Regions from separate parts of the Homo sapiens genome. Here region 2 is linked to region 1. Evidence: chromatin loops called from intact Hi-C (ENCODE). Cell type or tissue: gastrocnemius medialis. All regions are shown on one strand. Region 1 has its middle 65 kb from the start of RASGEF1B. Region 2 has its middle 170 kb from the start of HNRNPD.

Region 1 (5,000 bases):
TGAAAATTGTCACTCCAGCAGCTAGAGGAAGAAGGACTGGCAAGGTGAGACTGGAGGTAATAATAAATCAGGAGCAAACAAAAAATGAAACCTGTAGCAAGAGAGTAGTAGGATGGAGAAGAGAGGAGGACCGAGAATATTTAACAAAATGAATACGTATTGATAATATAGTTGGCATGCTGGAAAAAAAAACCCACTGGAATTTCAGATTAAATCCACTCCAAAGGGAGGGATTCCAGTTTCAGTTAGGTCCTAAATTCTTCCCTCTGCCCATGGCTGTTCCAGCGTTCACTTTCTTCAACTCTTCCCAACCTCATTGCTACTCACTCTCAGCCAACAATCTCGCTTCCTTATTCATGAAGAAAATTGATGTCAACAATGGTAAATCAACTCATCTTCCGTCTGCCTCCATCTACTCCCCGCCCTTCTTTCCACCTTATCTCTGTCCGCCCCCACCGTGGCTATTTCCCAGGGCTCTCAGAGGGCAGTCTCTTCCTGTCCAAGCTTAAGGCCTCTTCCTGTGATCGCCATCCCATTTCCTCCCCTCTCCTTGGATCTTTCTGCAAGTCCTTTTACAAAAAGTTATGGTCCCTGTTCAGTATTATGGGGGAGAAAGGCATTAAATGTACTATAATATATTGTAGAGGCATACTTTCAAAATTTCTGTTATGGGTGTAACTAGCAAATAGTCAAGTACTAAAAAAACAGTTTGGACATCTTATACAAATATGGGAGCCAGTTATGAAGTTTCTTTGTTTCTGATTTTGACTTTGGAACTATACGAAAAGTGTTAACTCTTCCCTGAATCCACACAGCACATTTTTTTTTCTTCTGGATAACTCTGGTATTTTACCTGAAACAATAGGTTGTCAGTGAGATGCTCAGGGGCCTGAAGGAGATAGAAATACTGGAAGAAGATCAGAGAGTAAGGACAGACATTACTGAGGGAGTGGGAGGGATTCATTTATGTAGAAACATGAAAGCAGAATTAACTAGGCAATGACTAATGATATGATAACTGTCTACAAACACCAAGCGTGTATGATGTGAATGCCAAGAAGTCAAATTGCTTCACTCGGCACAAAGATACAATCTGTACAGTAACACAGTAGACAAAATAAATAGAGCATCCTGAATTACCATCACAGAAAATTCCCCCAAATAAGTAGAAATCGAAATGATTTAATGAAGACTACTTCATTTCTTAGGACAACTCGCATCCATCCATCCATCCATCCATCCATCCATCCATCCATCCATCCATCCTCCATCCCTTTCTTCAGTAAACTTTAAGTACTTAAGGAGCTACAAAGGAACCAGCTCTTCAGCTTTCCCCATTCACACCTCATGGGCCCCAGCCTCTATCCTTTCCTTTCCTTCATTGCCTGAGTGGCCTTCCTGAATCATCTTTATTGTTACTTTCCAACAAAAGCCAAAAAATTATTGCTAAAAAGGCCAAAGCAATAGATAGCATCTTGATGTATAAGGAAAAAAAAATCCACAGCAGCCTTGACATGGCATTCAAGGCTACTGTTGATCCTGGAGGAGGCATACCAGCCTAGAGAGTAAGCATGGGTCAGTGCAGTCTATCACCACTACTCTGAAAGCACACCAAGAGTTGTGTCATTGACTCCCCATCACTTACAAATTCTCCCTTTCTCCTATGTGATACTGACTCACCCCTCCTATCATCATCTTCCGAGATCAATGGGGCAGTGGTAAGCCCATTTCTAAACAGTGGTACTGAAAGTGTCCCTTTTCTCAGGAAATTTACCATCGACATCACTGACACTAAGGATTAAATAATAATTTCCCAATCACGCATTTATTCAATAAACTCATATTGAGTGATGGCATTGTGCTAGGTTCTTAGCTGCAGTCTAAAAGCCGGTGTCACACAGAATGCCAGGACAGAGTCTCATCTTCAAGGAATCATTTCGGTGCTGCTTGCTCCACTAGAGACAATCAGTTTGGAGTTGTATTTTATTTATTTATTATTTATTTATTTATTTATTTATTTATTTATTTTTGAGACAGAGTCTTGCTCTGTCGCCCAGGCTGGAGAGAAATGGCGTGATCTCAGCTCACTGTAACCTCTGCCTCCCGGGTTCAAGCGATTCTCCTGCCTCAGCCTCTCAGGTAGTTGGGATTACAGGTGTCCACCACCATGCCCGGCTAATTTTTGTATTTTTAGTAGATACCGGGTTTCGCCATGTAGGTCAGGTCTTGAACTCCTGACCTTAGGTGATCTGCCCGCCTCGGCCTCCTGAAGTGCTGGGATTACAGGCATGAGCCAGCGCGCCCAGCTGGAGCTGTATTTTACAAAGTGTCAGTGTCTCAAAACCTGCGGTGGACTATAGATACAGGTCATAGGAGTTACCTGTGTGGATGGGATAGGGCCAAACAGCAATGAGTTGGTAGTTCGGAGCTATTTTAAGAAAAAAATCCGAGAAGTTTTAGTTTATTGTGGACGGGTGGGGATTGGCGGTAGAAAATTACTAAATTTATTAGAAAAATCAAGGAGAAAGTATCATTCCGTGAATTCCTGCAAAGGCGATCGACCCAGGGAATGGTTGGGGCATTCTACTTCCAGAAGAACACTCAGCATCTTGAACAGGATGAAACTGGAAAGTATGGATAAAGGAGTAGACTGCTGAATTTTTCAAACAGACCTTCCAACTTTCCAAAAAGAAAAATGAACATTCAGTATTTAAGGGGTCTTTATTGCCATCAAGTGGTGGAAACAAGGATAGCGCTAAAAGAATTTAATATGAATATTTTTCTAAGCGGCAGGGAGGCTGGAAGATACTAACCTTCAAAGTAATTACTGGGTTTAAAAGCCTTTATTTAATTAGGGTACTATCACAATTTTGTAACCTTTTCTGTATTTATAAGTTCTATATTAATTATTCTCCTGATTTCTACTCCTGGCTCTATTGTGCAATCCCTGTAGCCCTAGTTGATGATGGTTATATCATTGGAGAAATGCTGCCACCTTGTGGGAGATGTGAAAAGAAGTCCCGAGAGCAAGTGAGAAATCACGTATTAACTTTGTGAAGAGAAACTTGTACTCTTTTAAGTAGGAATTTATCCCTGAGTAAAATTGTCAAGCCAGAAGAATTAATCTTTAATATTTCTGTCCTCCCTTTTTTTGTAGGCAAATGGCATACATTACTTTTCAATTGTTCTTTGTTCACTTCTGTGTGACTTTGGGTAATTTGTTAGTTTCCTTATCTGGAAAATGTGCAAATGGGCATAATAACACGTATAGAACAAAAGAAGTATTATTTTCCTTTATTATTTGCCTCTTTTTTTACACTAAAGTGTGTGTGGCTGCTGTGCTATTTTTCCTCTTCTTTTTCTTTACTTTCTTTCCTTCTTTCTTTCTTTTCCTTTTTCTTTTTCTTTCTCTTTCTCTTTTCTTTCTTTTTTTTTTTTAAGAAGGGATCTCACTCTGTCATCCAGGCTGGAGTGCAGGGGTGTGATCTCAGCTCACTGCAGCCTCAATCGCCCCGGGCACAAGCGATCCTCCCACCTCAGCCTCCAGAGCAGCTGGGGCTACAGGTGCATGCCACCATGTACAGCTAATTTTTTTGTATTTTTTGTAAAGGCAGGTTTTTGCCATGTTATCCAGGTTGGTCTCAAACTCCTAGGCTCAGACAAACCACCCACCTTGGCCTCCCAAGTGCTAGGATTATAGGTGTGACCCACCGTGCCTGGACTTGTGCTGTTTCATAGTCATGGCAGTCCATAAAATGCAGAGCAGCAAAAATACATTTTTATTTTTGTAAAGGAACATACTTTTCTAGACCTTGAATCCTCCTCATCCCTCTCTCTGACAATTTCTAGTTTTTTGAGCCCAATTAAGAAGTTTGGTCAAATTGAAGATTCGTCTAACTCAGCTCCTGTTTAAATCCTCCACTTCTACTTCCTCCCTGCAGGCTGCGTTTTGTAGGTCGCCACTTCCTTTGGTGCTCCTCATACACACAAGGCAGATCCTGAATGCAGGTGAGGCCGCGAGATCCACAAAACACAGATTTCCCATAAAGAGGCCAGGGACACAGTCCAAACCTTATCTACTTTAGAAGAATATGGAACCCCTGCTTACATATTACTTTTCCTCCTGTTTCTTTACAGTGGTAAAGGGAGCAATAGATTGTCAAACTGGAAAAATATCTCACATGAAATTTTAGTTTTTGACAACGAATAAGAAACAGGGCCATTGATTTCAATTTTCTAAAGTTAACACCTCTAAAAATGATAACCCCTGAACTGAAAACCTAGAAATCCCTCCAGGACTGAAATTTCCCAAAAGATTGCCCTCATTTCCCACAGGTCTCAAGTGCTGCCTTCTTTCATCCTTAGGTAGTTAAGGAGAAACACACTTCCCCACATCAGCCCTGGCGGGTATTGAAGGGCTCTGGAGGTTCTGGGAGATGTCCCCTCTCCACCTCTCCCAAACATCCAGCAGAGGAGGCCAGTGCTTCTTCCATCAGCCTGGGATCTCCTTAGATCCACCCCCACTTCCATTTTCACAGTATCTTTCCTCCTTGTGATTTTTGGCCTTGCTTCTCTTCAACTGACAACATCTAAGAACTATACAATCATAGACTTTTCATATGTATATATGGAACGTGTAGAAAATAGAAAGCCTTAGTCTTGAGTTATAGGTAAATACAGAAGAAAAAGCAATTACATGTTAAAGCCATTTCTGTATCAAGTATAGCAATTTCTGTGAGATAAGGAATGTGCTTAGGTGGGATATCTGAAGTCTCAGAAAATTACTTCACAAAGGTTAAAGCATTCTCTGGGCAAGGCGAGTGGATGTCGTGGTCCTGCTTTGTCAACTGTTACATGGTAGTGTTTTGTTAGTACATAGAGGGCATGGCCTTCAGGGAGAGGTGGTCTCCTCCTCAGGGAAACCTAGTCTCCATTACTGCCTCAGTTTCCTGGTTTCTCCCTGAATGATATTCCAAATATCACAGCGTGCCCACCCTTGG
Region 2 (5,000 bases), 800 kb before region 1:
ATTGATTTCTAGTTTTATTCCATGGTGAGCAGAGAATATACTTCATTTTATTTCAATTTTCTTTTCTTTTTTGTAAATACCAGGCAAAGATCAGGTGAAAGATTTCAATTTTTGTGAGTTTTTAACGACTTGTTTTTTTGCCTAATATATGGCACGTCCTTGAGAATGATGCATGTGCTAAGAAGAAAGTGCATTCTGTAGCTGTTGGATGAAATGTTCTGTAAATATATCTATTAGGTGCATTTAGTCTATAGTGCAGATTAAGTTTGATATTTCTTTGTTTATTTTCTGTCTGGATGATCTGTCCAATACTGAAAGTGGGTTGTTGAGATCTTCAGCTATTATTGTATTGGGGCCTATCTCTCTCTTTAGCACTAATAATATTTTCTTTATATATCTGGGTGCTCCATTGTTGGGTGCATATATATTTACAATTGGTATATCCTCTTGCTGAATTGACCCCTCTATCATTATATGATAACCTTCTTTGTCTTAAGATCTACACTATCTAATATAAGTATCGCTACTCCTGCTCTTTTTTGGTTTCCGTTTGCATGGGATATGTTTTTTCCACCCCTTTATTTTCAGTCTGTGTCTTTATAGGTGAAGTGAGTCTCTTGTAAACAACATATAGTTGAGGTCTTATTTTTCTATCCATTCAGCCACTCTATGTCTTTTGATTGGAGAGTTTAGTTCATTTACGTTCAATGTCATTATTGATAGTTAAGGACTTACTACTGCCATTGTTATTTGTTTTCTGTTTGTTCTGTGGCCTTCCTTTCTTCCTGTCTTCCTTTGTGTAAAAGTGATTTTCTCTGGTAGTATGTTTTAATTTCTTATTTTTAATCTATCTGCTGTAGGTCTTTGATTTTAGGTGACCATGAGGCTTGCTTGCAAAAAACATTTTATAACCCATTATTTTAAACTGATGACAACTTAACTCTGATGACCAAAACAAAAAACAAACAAAAAAAAACCCCAAAAAACCACACTCCACTAATAAACAAGCAAAAAGAAAACAAATAAAAACTCTGCACTTTAACACCATCCCTCCAAAACTTTTTAACTTTTCACTGTTTCTATCTTTCAATACTATCTACCTGTTAAAAAGTTGTTATAGTTATTATTTTTGATTGGTTTGTCTTACTCAAGATATGAGTGGTTTAACACTACAATTATAATGTTACAGTAGTCTGTTTTTTTTGTGTACTTACTGTTACTCATGAGTTTTATACCTTCAGATGATTTCTTATTGCTCATTATTGTCCTTTTTTTTCAGGTTGAAGAATACTCTTTAGCATTTTTTGTAGGACATGTCTGGTGTCAATGAAATCTATCATCTTTTGTCTGGGAAAGTATTTTTTTTTCTCCTTCATGTTTGAAGGATTTTTGCTAGATATAATATTCTAGGATAAAAGTTTTCTTTTTTCTTTCAGCAATTTGAATATGTCATACCATTCTTTCCTGGCCTACAAGATTCCCATTGAGAAGTCTGCTGCCAGATGTATTGGATCGCCTTTATATGTTATTGATTTCTTTTCTTTTGCTGTTTTTAAGGTTCTTTCTTTATCCTTGACCTTTGGGAGTTTTGTTTATTAAATGCTTTGAAGTAGTTTTATTTGGGTTAAATCTGCTTAATGTTCTATGACCTTGTACCTGAATACTGATGTTGCTCTAAATTAGGAAAGTTCTATGTTATTATTTCTTTCAATAAACTTTCTACCCCAATCTCTCTTTCTACCTCTTCTTTAAGGTTAATAACTCATAGATTTACCCTTTTGTGGCTATTTTCTAAATCTTGTAAGCATATTTTATTCCTTTTTTTAATCTTTTTTATCCTCTGACTGTATATTTTCAAATAGCCTGTCTTCAAATTCATTAATTCTTTCTTTTGCTTGATCAATTATGCTGTTGAGAGACTCTGAAGTATTTTCCAGTTTGTCAATTGAAGCTTTCAGCCAGAATTTCTGCTTGATTTTTTAAAGTTATTTAAATATCCTTGTTAAATTTTTCTGATGGGATTCTCTGAATTCTTCTCTGTGTTTTCTTGAGATTTGTTGAACTTCCTCAAAACAGCTATTTTGAATTCTCTCTCTGTAAAGTCAAATATCTCTGTCACTGGGGGATTAGTCAGTGGTGACTTAGTTCATTTGGTGAGGTCATGTTTTCTTGCTTGTTGTTGATGCTTGCGGATGTTCATCCATGCATGTTTGGGCATTGAAGAATTAGGTATTTATTCTAATCCCTCAGTCTGGGCTTTTTTGTACCCATCCTTTGTGAGAAGGCTTTCCAGGTATTCAAAGGGAATTAAATGTTATGATCTAAGTCTTTGGTCACTGCAGTCATATCTGCACTAGAGGGCGCCCCATGTCCAGTAATGCTATTATTCTTGTAGACTTCTACTGCCTTGGTGGGCTTGGGTAAGATGGGGAGAATTCCCTTATGAGGCAGTTTCTCATTCTTTTTCTTCACTTTCTTCAAAACAGGAGTCTCTCTCTCTCTCTCTGTGCTGGGCTGCCTGGAGTTGGGGGAGGGGTGACGCAGACACTTCTAAGGCCAGTACAGCCAGGACTATCCTGGGTCACATCTGAAGCCAGTACTGAGTCTTGCTCAAGGCCCATGGTAACTACTGCCCAGCTACCACTGGTATTTATTCAAGCCCCCAGGGGTCTTTAGTTAGCAGGTGGTGAATCCTTCCAGGACTGGGTCCTTCTCTTTGGGCAGCAGCTTCCCTTCTGGCCCAGGAAGGATCTAGAAATGATGTCCAGGAGCTAGGGCCTGGAATTGGGCCATTTCAGAAATCTGCTTGGTGGTGCTGGTGCTGGTGGTGGTTCTTCTTTCTTCTTCTTCTTTTTCTTTTTTAACTGTGTCTAAGCTGGTTCCCAGGTTGCAAGATGAAGTCGTCTTTACTCTTCCCTCTCCTCTCCTCAAGTGGAAGAAGTCTCTCCCCCAGCTGCACTGCCTGGAGTTGGGGGAAGAGCAACAAAAGCACTCCCTTGGCCACCACAACTGTCTTGATGGATTGTGTGCACTCCAATTCCTCTGGCTCCCAGCCCAGTGCAGCAACCAGACTTGCCCATGGACTGCAGTCCTTGTGGCCTGACTGCCTTTCATATTTATTCAGGACTCCAGGGCTCTTTAGTCAGCTGGTGGTGGAGCTGGCTGGCACCCAGGTTCCTACCCTGGGGCAGAGGATTCCCCTCTGGCCAAGGGTAGTTTAAATGCTCCCTCCCTTCTCCAGGTACCTGTGTACTTGGAGATTCTCTCTCTGCAGGCTACTGTTGGGGTGAGGGGCCATGCAAGACTGTCTTTCTTACTGTTTTCAGTGCCCCTTTCTCTTTTTTTTGGTCTCTGTTTCTTGATTCATGACCCTTTCCTTGATACGGTGTTAAAACCAGGCATGGTGATTGCTCACTTGATTTTTGGTTCTTATGAAGGTGATTTCTTGCATGGATAGTTGTTCAATTTGGTGTTTCTGTTGGGGAATGATTTCTGGAGGGTTCTGTTCTGCCATCTGGCTCTGCCTGTCTCTATTCTATGAGTTTTGAGAAATGTTTACACAATCAAAATATAAAACATTTCTGTCCACCCAAATGGTCCCCCTGTTCTCCTTCCCATAACCACCATCTCCCAATCCCAGTCCTAGGCAACCACTGATCTGCTTTCTATCATTATAGACCATATTTGTCTTTCCTACAGTTTCATATGAATGGGATTATGAAGTAGGCACTCTTTTGTGTTAGGTCCCCCCACCACCCGCCGCCGCTCACCCCTCAGTGTAATGTTTTAGAGATTCCTCTATGTTGTGGCATGGAACAGTAGTTGTTTTTTTTGTTTTTTTGTTTTTTTTGTAACTGAATTTGGGCTGTTTTCAGCATTTCGTTATTATTATTATTAATAATACTGCTATAAACCCATGTGTACTTTAAAAATAAGTTTTGTTTTCAGTGTTTTCATAAATTTTTAAAAATTATTTTTTGGAATTTTTGTGGGTACATAGTAGGTGTATATATTTATGGGGTATGTGAGATGTTTTGATACAGTCCTGCAGTGTGAAATAAGCATATCACAGAGAATGGAGTATCCATCCCCTCAAGCATTTTTCCTTTGAGTTTCAAACAACCCAGTTACATTCTTTAAGTTATTTTAAAATATGCAATTACGTTATTATTGACTATAGTCACCCTATTGTGCTATCAAAGAGTAGGTCTTATTCATTCTATTTTTTAATAAGTGAGAATGTACATATGTTTTCTTTTAAAGGATACTTGGGAGAGGAATTCCTGAGTCACATGGTAAATGTATGTTGACCTTTCTAAGAAACTGTCAAATAGTTTATCCAAGTAGCTGCATTGTTTTACATTTCTACCAGCAATGTCTGAGAGTTCTAATTGCTCTATATCCTTGCTAACACTTGATATTCTCAGTCTTTTACATTTTTAGCCATTTGAGTGGGGATGTTGTGGTATCTTTTGTGGTTTTAACTGTATTTTCTTTATGACTAAAGATGGGGAGCATCTTTACATATGCTTTTTGGCATTCTATGTATTCTTTCTGTGAAATTTCTGTTCAAATATTTTTCCCATTTTAATTGTGTTATTGGTGTTCTTTTTATAAAATTATAAGAGTTCTTTATGTATTGTACCTACAAGTCCTGGTCAGATAAATGTATTTTTTTTTTTAGAAGTTTTATAGTTTTGTTTTTATGTTTAGGTTTATAACCCATTTCAAATTAATTTTTGTGACTAGTGAAGTAAAGGTCAAGGTTCACTTTTCCCCATTTGGATATTAAGTCTTAAGATCAGAGAGTATGAGTACTTTGTTCTTATTTTTCAAAATAGTTTTGGGTGTTTTAGGTCTTTTACTTTTCCTTATAAATTCTAGAATCAGCTTGTCAGTTTCTACAATAAAGCCTGCTGGGATTTTGACTGATATTATGAAAAATCTATAGACCAATTTGGTGAGATCTGATGTCTAATCAATATGGAGTCTTCTGACAT

Evidence for each region. A loop is a pair of places that touch in the nucleus more often than their neighbours do. Peaks named below come from ENCODE experiments on the same cell type or tissue, not always from the same donor. Only the 100,000 strongest peaks of a DNase experiment are listed, where the experiment ranks them.
Region 2: it touches region 1 in a loop (4-fold over the local background); 73 of 110 quality-filtered maps call a loop at or near these places.

The regions. Positions count from the first base shown.
Region 1 is chr4:81,403,965-81,408,964 of GRCh38, reverse strand. No RefSeq gene overlaps it. Among named protein-coding and RNA genes, the nearest start is that of RASGEF1B, 65 kb to the left of the region's middle. In gastrocnemius medialis, CTCF peaks have their summits at 2,758 (motif pointing left) and 2,957 (motif pointing left); a DNase peak (open chromatin) is centred at 2,988.
Region 2 is chr4:82,199,585-82,204,584 of GRCh38, reverse strand. No RefSeq gene overlaps it. Among named protein-coding and RNA genes, the nearest start is that of HNRNPD, 170 kb to the left of the region's middle. In gastrocnemius medialis, a CTCF peak has its summit at 2,350 (motif pointing right); no DNase peak of the experiment used is centred here.